2 separate regions of the Homo sapiens genome follow, and region 1 is linked to region 2. Evidence: chromatin loops called from intact Hi-C (ENCODE). Cell type or tissue: Caco-2. All regions are shown on one strand. Each heading gives the region's core, and the rest is flanking DNA. Links, peaks and the distances in the headings are about the cores only.

What was found. Hi-C counts contacts between places; a loop is a spot of excess contacts. Peaks named below come from ENCODE experiments on the same cell type or tissue, not always from the same donor. Only the 100,000 strongest peaks of a DNase experiment are listed, where the experiment ranks them.
Region 1: it touches region 2 in a loop (5-fold over the local background); 1 of 110 quality-filtered maps calls a loop at or near these places.

What each region holds. Positions count from the first base shown.
Region 1 is chr13:28,543,445-28,548,820 of GRCh38, forward strand. LOC124903142 (a long non-coding RNA gene) reads left to right here. Exons shown (of 2, transcript XR_007063737.1): 2 at 1-486. Among named protein-coding and RNA genes, the nearest start is that of FLT1, 51 kb to the left of the region's middle. In Caco-2, for the core only: a CTCF peak has its summit at 2,211; a DNase peak (open chromatin) is centred at 2,377.
Region 2 is chr13:26,949,533-26,954,908 of GRCh38, forward strand. No RefSeq gene overlaps it. Among named protein-coding and RNA genes, the nearest start is that of USP12-AS1, 170 kb to the right of the region's middle. In Caco-2, for the core only: no CTCF peak of the experiment used is centred there; DNase peaks (open chromatin) are centred at 1,199 and 2,229.

The DNA of each region.
Region 1 (5,376 bases), core at 155-5,154, 1.6 Mb after region 2:
CTGCGAGATTTCCTGTCCCTCCTTTTCAATCCCATCAAGGCACCCTCTACCAATGACTGATGGATACAGGGATACAAAAGCCCAGACACCTATCTTCCAAGAGGAAAAAACTCTGTGGTGGTGCCATTTATGTTCCAGAGCAACTGCGGGATCAAGCTGAGGCTGGACTCCAGCTGAAACCACATGCAACAGACTGAATGCTTGTGCCCTCCCAAAATTAATATGTTGAAGCTCTAATCCCAATGTGATGATGGTATTAGGGAGGTAATTGGGTCATAAAGGTGGATCCCCTGTTAATGGGATTAGTGCCCTTATAGGAAGAGGCCAGAGAACTAGCTTGCTCCCTTTTCTCCATGTAAGGACACAGCAAGAAGGTGGCAGTCTGCAAGCCAGGAAGAGAGCCCTCACCAGAGCCTGCCTATGCTGGCACTCTGATCTTGAACTTCCAGCTTCCAACACTGTGAGAAATAAATGTGTATTGTGTGAGTCCTCAGTCTGTGGTAATTTGTTGTAGCAGCTCAAGTTGACTAAGACATGGCATCTTTTCTTAGCTGCTCTGCTTCTATTTCCTACTTCTCTCTTCTCCCTTCAGGTCCCTTATGAGAGTGTGCTCCCAAAATACCACTTGTACAAGAATCTCCTGCTCAGCTCAGCTTCTAGGAAACTTGACCTAAGACACAGGCCATGACCAACATTCACCAGTGTGGGAGAGCAGAGGATGGAAAGGTCAGCCAAACACTGCCAAGCCAGGCCAACTCCTGAGAGCTTCTCTGGCAATGATTTCTGGCCCCTAGGTGCTCAGCCAAGTGATGACCAACCCAACGCCAATGAGGCAGCTCCCTGGGGAAGCTGAGTTAACAATATCATGTGATCAGTTAAACCAGTGAAAAAGTATGAAATTCTGTCAGTAAATGTTAGAGTTGGTAGAGGATGGGTTATAGCTTTGTTTTCAACACTCAGTGAAAATGAGCCCCTGGAGACAACCCTTCTGTATTAGTCCGTTTTAATGCTGCTGATAAAGACATACCTGAGACCGGGCAATTTGCAAAAGAAAGAGGTTTAATGACCTATAGTTCCACATGGCTAGGGAGGCCTCACGATCATGATGGAAGACAAGGAGGAGCAAGTCACATGGATGGCGGCAGGCAAAGAGAGATTGGGCAGGGAAACTCCCCCTTATAGTACCATCAGATCTCGTGAGACTTATTTTCTCTCATGAGAACAGCACAGGAAAGACCTGCCCCCATGATTCAATTACCTCCCACCAGTTCCCTCCCACAACACATGGGAATTCAAGATGAGATTTGGGTGGGGACACTGCCAAACCATATCACCTTCCTCTTGTCTTCCAGATTTCTATTACAGCCATTCGTTTTTCTATTAGTTCCAGTCAGATCAGAGCCTTACCCTGCAAGTGATTCTTTGGCTCCCCATCATCCACAGGTGAAACCCAACCATCCATTGCATGACAGAGGTCCTTATGATCTAGCCCTTACCTGCCTTTTGGTGCATCTCTACTGCTCTCCTATAATATACTTTAAGCTCTTGAAAACATGGACCTACTTCAGTTCCCTAAACTTCCTACCTTCTGAATATGCTGGTCCCCTTCTCTTTCCCCATTGTTGTCTCCCCATTGACACCTGGCAATCTCCCACTCACCCTCCAAGTCAGAGATTTACAGGGTCATTTCACCTGAGGGCTGACTTCAGGAATCCTTTCTCTGAGTTCTTTTTTTTTTTTTTTTTTTTTGAGACAGAGTCTCACTCTGTTGCCCAGGCTGGAATGCAGTGGCATGATCTTGGCTCACTGCAACCTCTGCCTCCCAGGTTCAAGCGATTTTCCTGCCTCAGCCTCCCAAGTAGCTGGGATTACAGGCGCCCGCCACCATGCCCAGCTAATTTTTGTATTTTTAATATAGATGGGGTTTCACCATGTTCCCCAGGCTGGTCCCAAACTCCTGACCTCAGGTGATCCACCCGCCTTGGCCTCCCAAAGTGCTGGGATTACAGGCGTGAGCCACCGCACCTGGCCCTTTCTCTGAGTTCTAACTGCACGTTGTTCATTCCACCACCAGAGCAGTTATCATTCTACTATAATTGTTCATCTGCATTGTCTTTCCTGTAACCTAAAATTCCTTGAGCTCGGCAACTGTCTATTTTTATTTTGTATCCTAGGACCTAATAAGGACTTTGGGTGCACTGGAGTCTATTTAGTGCTTCAGGAAGTAGATTCTGAGCTTGGACTGCCTGCATTCCCAGCTCTGTTACTTGCTATCCTGGGACTTTGGACAAGCTACTTCGCATTCTGTTTTATTACCTGTAAAATGGAGATAACAATGTTGACTTCTCAAGTTACTGTGAGGATTATCCAGGTGAAGCCACTGTGCTTGAGCAGGTGGGTAAGGGCTGGATCATAAGGCACAATTCCTGGAACATAGTAAGCATGCTAATTGTTATAAATGTTCACTGCATAGTGCTATCCTGACTGCTAATCCCTAACCTCAAAGTACTGATGAATAAACAACAGATACAAAGAAGTGCTGCTCTACCAGACAGACAGTAAATATAAGAGACGTATTTACTTACTTTAGAGAGAGCTGACGTGCTGTTTACTAATCTACCCATCATTGCTCTATCAGGCCCTTTTCCTGCTGGGCTATTCTAGGAAGATGGTATTTGAGATAAGCCCTGAAAGATAAGATGAAGTCAGCAGAAAGTGTAAGGGAGTGTGTCTTTGGACAGAGAGAAGAGCTTGTGCAAAGGCCCTGAGGCAAAAACAAAAATCAAGCAAAACCCCTCACTCCCTCCCACTCTACTAACCCCCTACTAACCCCACCATTAACGAGAAAAATAGAGGGTGTTCCAGGGACCAAGAGGAAGCTGCTGTATCTGATGCTTAGAAAGTTACAGAGATGTGTCAATGGACCTGGTGCTAAATAATAATAATAAATAATAAAGTTAGAAGGAAAGAAGGATGAGAAGAAGTTGACAAAGAAAAATTAGATCATGCAGAACCTTGTAGGAAAGCATATGGGTCTCATCCAAGGTGTGATGGGAGGTTTTTAGGCCGTGTAATAAGACGATCTGTTTTCTGTTTTTTAAAACAGATTGTCTGACTCAGGAGGCTTTTGTGTTAATAGATAAACTGTGAATTCAAAAGAAAAGTTATTGACTATTTCAAAGATTAAACAATGACTTTCCCATGTATCTTTGAAATTGTTAAAAGCCATTTTAATTTCCAGAATGTATAGGAAGGGTTAAGGGGAATAGCTGATTATTATTATTATTTTTTTTTTTTTGAGACAAGAGTCTTGCTCTGTCGCCCAGGCTGGAGTGCAGTGGCACAATCTCAGCTCACTGCAACCTCCACCTCCCAGGTTCAAGCGATTCTCCTGCCTCAGCCTCCAGAGTAGCTGGGCTTCAGGTATGCACCACCACATCTGGTTAATTTTTGTATTTTTAGTAGAGACAGGGTTTCACCATGTTGACCAGCCTAGTCTTGAACACCTGACCTCAGGTGATCCACCTGCCTTGGCCTCCCAAGGTGCTGGGATTACAGGTGTGAGCCACCATGCCTGGCTGATTTATTTTTAAAAGTAGATTTACAAAAGTCCACAGGCATGTAAGTGTAACGTTTTAATTTTCTTTTTATGCCACAGCAAAGGATGAATTCTTGTTGGTAATTTTTTGATTAGATCATTTCAGGCAGATCTTACATTCAGAAGTTTTATTGCCATAGCTACTATGGGGAAGGCCTTGGTGATCATTTGCAAAAATTTTGTTAAGACTTGAATTGTAAAATTCTGCTTGCGTCTATTGCTGTTTTAAAAATGGCAGCTACAATTTCAAGGCTTAAGTGAAGGTAATGGAAATCATTTCTTTAAGTGAAAGGGGATTAAATGGTACCTATGTAAATTCTATACACTTAAAAGATTAATTTCCATCAAATGGGAAATATTTTTCTGTTATACTTTCTTACCTGAAATAAATTCGTTCATTTCTATGTAATTTTAAAAACGGTTTTACTGATAGTTTTATCTATAGCTTTACAAATTGGCAATTTCAATAGTGAAATAATTACTTTTTGGTGTATCCTTAATGTTGTTAAAAGTGACTTTAATTTCCGGCATTTTCTTTTGCAAGAGTTGACTCTGGTTGTTTCGTGGTAAATATATGAAGTGGAGGCAGCAGTGGAATCTAGACCAGTAAGGAGGCCGTTGCGAGAGACAGGCGAGCTGAGGGCGGCTGAGATGATGCGCAGCCGTGGGGGAAAAGGAGGGAGCTGAGATGCAAGCATACCCAGGGCGTGGAAATGACAGGCCCTACCGAGACATTGGATGTGGAGGCAAGAACGAGGCAGGAATCACAGTGTACCCCCAATTCTGGCTCCCGTAGATGGCTGAATGGTGTCACCAGTGAGTGAGATGGGATTGCTGGGGCTAGAGAGGAACTGGTTTGCCAGATGGTGAGGGAATCAAGGGCTCCACTTTGGACATTTTACATTTAAAGCAAACCATGCCAGAAAGTGGACCTCAGGGAGGTAGAGAGCAGAATGGTGGGTACCAGAGGCAGGGAAGGGAAGGGGTGGATGAAGAGAAGTTGGCTAGCAGCCACCAAAATATAGTTAGGTCAAAGGAATAAGTCCTAGCATTTGATAGTACAGTAGGAAAATTAGAGTTAACAACCATTTATTGTATATTTCAAAATGGCTGTGAGAGGAGATTTGTAATGTTCCCAACACAAAGAAAAAATAAATGTTTGAGGTGATGGATATGGCAGTTGCCTGTTTCGATCACACACATTGTGTACATGTATCAAAATATCACATGTACCTGCCAAATTTGTACAACTATGATATATTAATTTTTAAAAAATAAAGCAAAGCATGCCTCCAAGTGGATTTGTCCTATAGGAAGCTGGATGGAGAAGTCGGGGGATTGGAGAGGATTGGGTGTCCTTTTGGAGATCCTTAGCATAGAAATGGCATCCTCATTAGAAAGGATGCTGTCACCCAGAAGAGAGCATAGAGGGGAGAAGAGAGGCTAGAGCCAGCCCTGGAAAGCCAACCTTTAGAGTTGTGCATCCATGCAGGGGGAGGCAGAGAGAAGCCTGCAACAGGTTCTGAAAAAGAACAGCCAAAGAGGAAGGAGACAGAGCAGTGGAGCTTCGGAAGCCAGGAGGAAAGTGAGGAAGTAGTTAGGTAAATCCAGTGCAAAGGTCAAGTAAGATAAAAACAGAAAGCCGGTTATTTGGATTTGCAATATGGAGGTGTTAAGCGGCTTGGACAGGAGTCGTTTGGAGAAGTCTGAGGACAGAAGCTGGGTTAGAGTGGGTTTGATGAGCACACAGGTGATGGGAAGTCAACATTGTTGACAGC
Region 2 (5,376 bases), core at 226-5,225:
CCTGGGCAACAGAGCAAGACTCTGTCTCAAAAAAAAAAAAAAAAAAAAAAGGGTGCACAGACAATATAGAAAGCCCCTGAGGAGCAGATGTTTGCAGCCTCTGTGAAACTATCTGGTATAGAAGCTTTCCTATTTTTCTCTGGGAACAGTGATGTCACAACTCTGCAGAAGCACCTCCAACAGAAGCCGAATCAGAGACCCGGGGAGGCCTGTGCAAAATGCTCTTCTCCCGGGCAGGTCCCAGCCCAGGCTACCGTTAATATGTAAACACCGAGAGCTAGAATGACCAGGAGGCAAAGGGAAAGAGAGCTAATTAGATAAACCTTCATGCTTACAACCCCATTAGTTAATTAAATGATCACTTTACTGTGCAGAAAGTGAGCTGTCAGACTAATCCAAGTGTTACCAGCTTTATGGGGTCCGTGGGCCCTTTACAAGCTTCCTCTGCTCCCAAGTGTCAAATTGGGGCTGTATTGATAGATAAAAGCAACATCGAGCTGCTCTGATTGCGGCCTTTCCCTTCGATATCTTTATACTGTGCTATAAAAGCCTATTATACTTAATTTAAAGAGTGAAAATTGTTGACATCTCTTTCAATTGCTAATCTTTAGGAAACAATGAATGGAATATTATTTGAAAGGAATAAAGTGCTCGCTTTATTGGAGAGTAGTAAAAATCTAATAGTTGGCAAAACAATATGGTGTTTACTCTTCAAGATAGTTGGGTTTATTAGCTTAAGCGATTGAGAGCATTTTACAGTCAGCCTCAGCCCTCTTGTGTTTAGGTTTTACTTGGGTTAGAGCACCCGAGCTTTTATTTGTTGTCGTTGTTGTTGTTTTCCTTTTCTTTCTTTTTTTCTTTACTCTTTCTTACTCCCCTCCTCCCACCTGGAAAAAGATCAAGGATGACACTTTTAAGGAACCCGTTAGCAAATATGCCATATATTCATTGAGCCAAAAAATATCCTGCAAGTGAAAAACATGTTTTGTCAGATGCTAAATCCTTCATGGGTGGAATGTTCTGAAATGACAACTCACCAGGGCAGGAGGCCGGGAGCTCAAAAGTGTTATGGGGTCTGGGAGCCAGGGCAGTGGATCTGTGAGTACGCACTGCCCTGACCCCACCCCACAGCACACACACGCACACACTCCACCACGGAAGGGGAGGGCTCGAGGCTGAGTTAGAGCTTCTGCCAGCCCCGAGAAGGCTCTGGGTCACCTGTGTCCCTCTATTCAGCACAGAGGGCCCACCTGCCTGCATCCTCCACCTCCTGGCGTCCCGGGAGGGCAAGGACTTTAGTACTTGATACGTGATTCAGTTACGTCCTGGGAGCCCAGGAGGGAGCTTAGCACCCAGGTGTTTAATAAGCACTTCTAGAATGAGGTAGGAAGTAAGGAGACACTGAACCAGAGAAAGTGTGACTTTTCACATTTGAGACTTAGGGCTCTTGGTTTTCACACACAGGGTCAGGTATCAGGGGCCCAGCCAGTAGTTCCCCAATCTGAGCGCGTGAACGCTGCTGCACACTCCCTGACTGGGGAGGCCTGCGGAAGGGCCCCAGGAAACACACTTTGTTGTTGTTGTTGTTGTTGAGACAGAGTCTCGCTCTGTCACGAGGCTGGAGCGCAGTGGCGCGATCTCGGCTCAGTGCAAACTCCGCCTCCCGGGTTCAAGCGATCCTTCTGCTTCAGGCTCCCGAGTAGCTGGGACTACAGGCGTGTGCCACCATGCCCAGCTAATGTTTGTGTTTTTAGTAGAGAGGAGTTTCACCATGTTGGCCAGGATGGTCTCGATCTCTTGACCTCATGATTCGCCCACCTCAGCTTCCCAAAGTGCTGGGATTACCGACAGGAACCACTGCGCTCAGCCAAAACACACTTTTAACAAGCACACCAGCCAACTGCAAATGTTCAAATAACTTGGTTTCAGCAGAGGCTACTTTTCTCCCGTGGCCAGGTGCAGAGAGGCCGATGTGCACATCTGCTGCTAAGCTCCACCTGGGGTTTCCTGCTGCCAGGCTGTGGGTTCCAGGAAGGCCTGGCCCAGGACCCTAAATCTTTGCCATCTCTGCCTCTAGTGGCCCTGCAGAACTCGAATCGGGAATAAAGACCGCAGCACCACGGCACACACAGGTGAAGCCCAGGTGACAGGTTGTGCCAGCTCCTGCTCATGCTCCCTGTTGCTAGGGATTGTGAAACAGGCAGGGGCGACCAGCCCCGTGCCAGCCCAGCGGTCTAAATGTTCCAAAGGTGACAAGGCCCAAGGCAGGGCCTCTTGAATAAGCCCCCATGAGTCTGATCACTCACGCCAACAGAAGCTGCTTATCTCTTGAACTTTCAGCCTGCTAATTCCAACCAAGGTACATATCGCTTAGCTTTGGGCAATAAAAAGAAAAAAAAGTGTGTTTATCTGCTGTAGCTAAATCCAGTCTCTCCCAGATGACTCTGCTGTAGGCCTATTTCCTTGTTCTCCAAGTTCCAGTTTCTATAGTCAAGGCCAGCCAAAGAGCACAGCTCACCCAATGGCCTGAGAACTTGGCCAGCCCGAACGCCCTGAGCCCAGTTACCCAGAGGCCCCATCCAAGATCACAGCCAAGGTCAGGAGCTGGTGCTCCGGAGGCCATTGGCTTCCAGGCCCTCCATCCCATAAATAATGGGTTGCTGGTCAACCGGAATTCAAAAGGGGTTGATGTTATCTGAGTAAACCCGTTGTTGAAGCCAGATAGGGCCTTCGGGGTGTCTGCAAAGACTAGAGCCCAAAAAAGCCTCCACCTGACACTGAGTTAGGACCTAGAGTCCCAGTGGCACAGACCAGTCCTGAACCAGCCCACGACACCCCTGCTGCTACCATCTCCTCCCTGCCCTGGGACCTGGGATCTGGTTGTCAGCACCGCCATGCAGGGGAAATGGATCGGCAACAAGCAGAATGTCCATGCTTCCCCGTGGCCCTGGAGAGAAGGGGCCAGATGGAGAATGAGCCAGCTTTTGGCAAACACATGGACTCAATGTTCTGGAGTCTGCCCCTCACTAGGAGTCCATTCCAGGCCTAAGGCAGCTCACCTTGGCTCTGTTTGGTTTTGCCATTGACAGAGGCTCGGATCAACTGTGGACACGTGGGAAGGGTGGAGTGGGGACAAGGACACCGCGCTGGCTATTCCTTAGCACAGCAGCCCCAGAGGTGCATCTTCACAGAGGAGGTGCCATGGCCCCACTGTCCAAGGGCCAACCCTCTCTGCTCAGCCCTCGTGCCAACTCCCACCTTGGTCAAAGGCGGACAAGGGCCCTGTAGATCCTCGTGTGTGAAGCGAGTCATTTTGCTGGGATGGAGCTGCTCAGATACAGGCTACCACCCAGGGTGCCCCCTTGCAGTGTGGCACCGAGCACAGCCATCTTTTAGAAACACGTCAGTGCTTGAGGTGAATCAGCTGAATTGTGGTTTGGCAGTTATATTTTCTCCAGAAGCAGCATGATTGGACAACAGGTGCGACTGTCTGCAGAAAGCAAAGGCCCCACCAGGGCATCTAGAAAAAAGGGTTGGTTTCCACAGCACCAGAAACAGCAGCCTTTAGGCACCCAGGGCCCCGGACCTAGAGAGATCTGGGGACCAGAATGGGTGATGGGCTGGGAATGCAGTCCTGGGGCTACCTGTCCCTGTTCCTGCCCCTGGGCACCAGGTGGTCCCAGCATGCAGACTCCCACCCTGGCTGTGCCCTGCCTTAAGGAGAAGGGAAGGGAGGGGGGCCTCCCACACAGATTTCTTTGGCCCAGTGGCACATCTCATTGTCTCCTCACTCAGCATCCACTGAAGGCTCAGATACTGCGGGGCATTAATGATGCTGTAAGGTAATAAGGCCAGACGCTGCTCGTGTGAGAGCAAGCACTTGATAAAAGGGAGATTTACAGCCACATCCATCAACTTAATTATCTTTTACTAGAGTTTAAACTTAGTAGTAATCCTAATCTCTATTTAGTACGGTTTACAGGATCTATGGACACTTTACAATCTTCCTCTATTGGCAAGTGTCAAATTATGGCAATATTGATAAAACGGTGGAGTAAATGGGAGGTGAGACAACTCCAGAACCAGCTAATATGCATTTTACTGCACTGTAAAAGCCTATGACTCTCTGATTTCAGATGAAAATTTGTAGCCAATAATCAGAGCTGATAATGTTTCGGAAACAATTCTATGGGTCATAAAAGTCCCCTTCATGGCCTTCTACAACATGGACCTGACCATGAGTAGCGGGGAGCGTGGGGCGTGAGCAGGCTCCCTCCTGATGGCCTGCTGCCTTGGCCAAGGACAGGGCTGGGGGCCTTTGATGCTCTTCCACAGGAAAGGGTGCTGGACCACCCTGACCCCGGGCCACCCGACTCACCTGCTTCTAGCAACCTGTGTGGGCTTCTCTTGCAAAGAGACCGTTTTCCAGAGGACCTCATAGGAAAAAGCCTGCTACACTTTCCAAGGGATAGGATAAAGGAGCAGCTGGACCAGTTGCCCTTGGACTGTCTCCAGCCAGCTAGGCAGCCACATAGAGGGGATCTTAGGGCCAATATTATGGCTTTGAGCCCAGTACACCTGAAAAGAACCAGTGCCTTCACAGAAGTCACTCTATTTCTTTCTAATCCACTAACCTTTTGCTGTCAGCCCTGTCCATTTTCCCTAATACCGCTTGACGGTGTTCAGTTTAGACTTTCTCTATCTGGAAAACAGTGTCAAAATCATTGATGCTTCCTGACTTGAGTTACTTGGTACTAAGACCATAGTGCGCCCTAAGGCAAAAATGCAGTTTTCAAACAGACGTTCCCTCTGGGACTGAGGGGCTGTCCTCAGAGACCTTTGCTGGTTCTGGAGGAAGGAGCCTGCAGTGGTGCCTCCCTCTCAGCCCCTAGGACCTCCCCAGGGCCAATGTCACTTGGAGGTTCTGGGACTGGCTCAGCCTACAGGGCCGCCTCGAGCCCATATGGTGATTTGGTAGCTCTAGGAAAAGACCTCCTTTCTTGATGTGGATGTCGCCTATGGCCACACATGCTTTGATCATCTAGGCTGGAGGGCAGGCCTCCCTTGCACCACCCTTGGCGGAAGCTCTGGCTTCAGCCTCTCTCCAGACATTGAGTGTCTCAGTGAAGAAAGTCTGGCTTGGAGTCTGTAGCCCAGAGACCCCAGCTTGGCTGTTGGCTCTCTGGTTCTATTTTTCCTTTTCTTTTTCCAAAATACTTCTTTTTCCGGGTATCTTCTCTCTAAAGCTTTCCAAGCCTGATCCAGTCCAAAGCTGGTCCTTCAGTCCCTGTGACAACCCCACAGCACCCCTGGGAAGCGTTTACGGAACGAGGGTGTGCTTTCACCTTCCCACACAGAGTTAGAAGATGGAGCCCT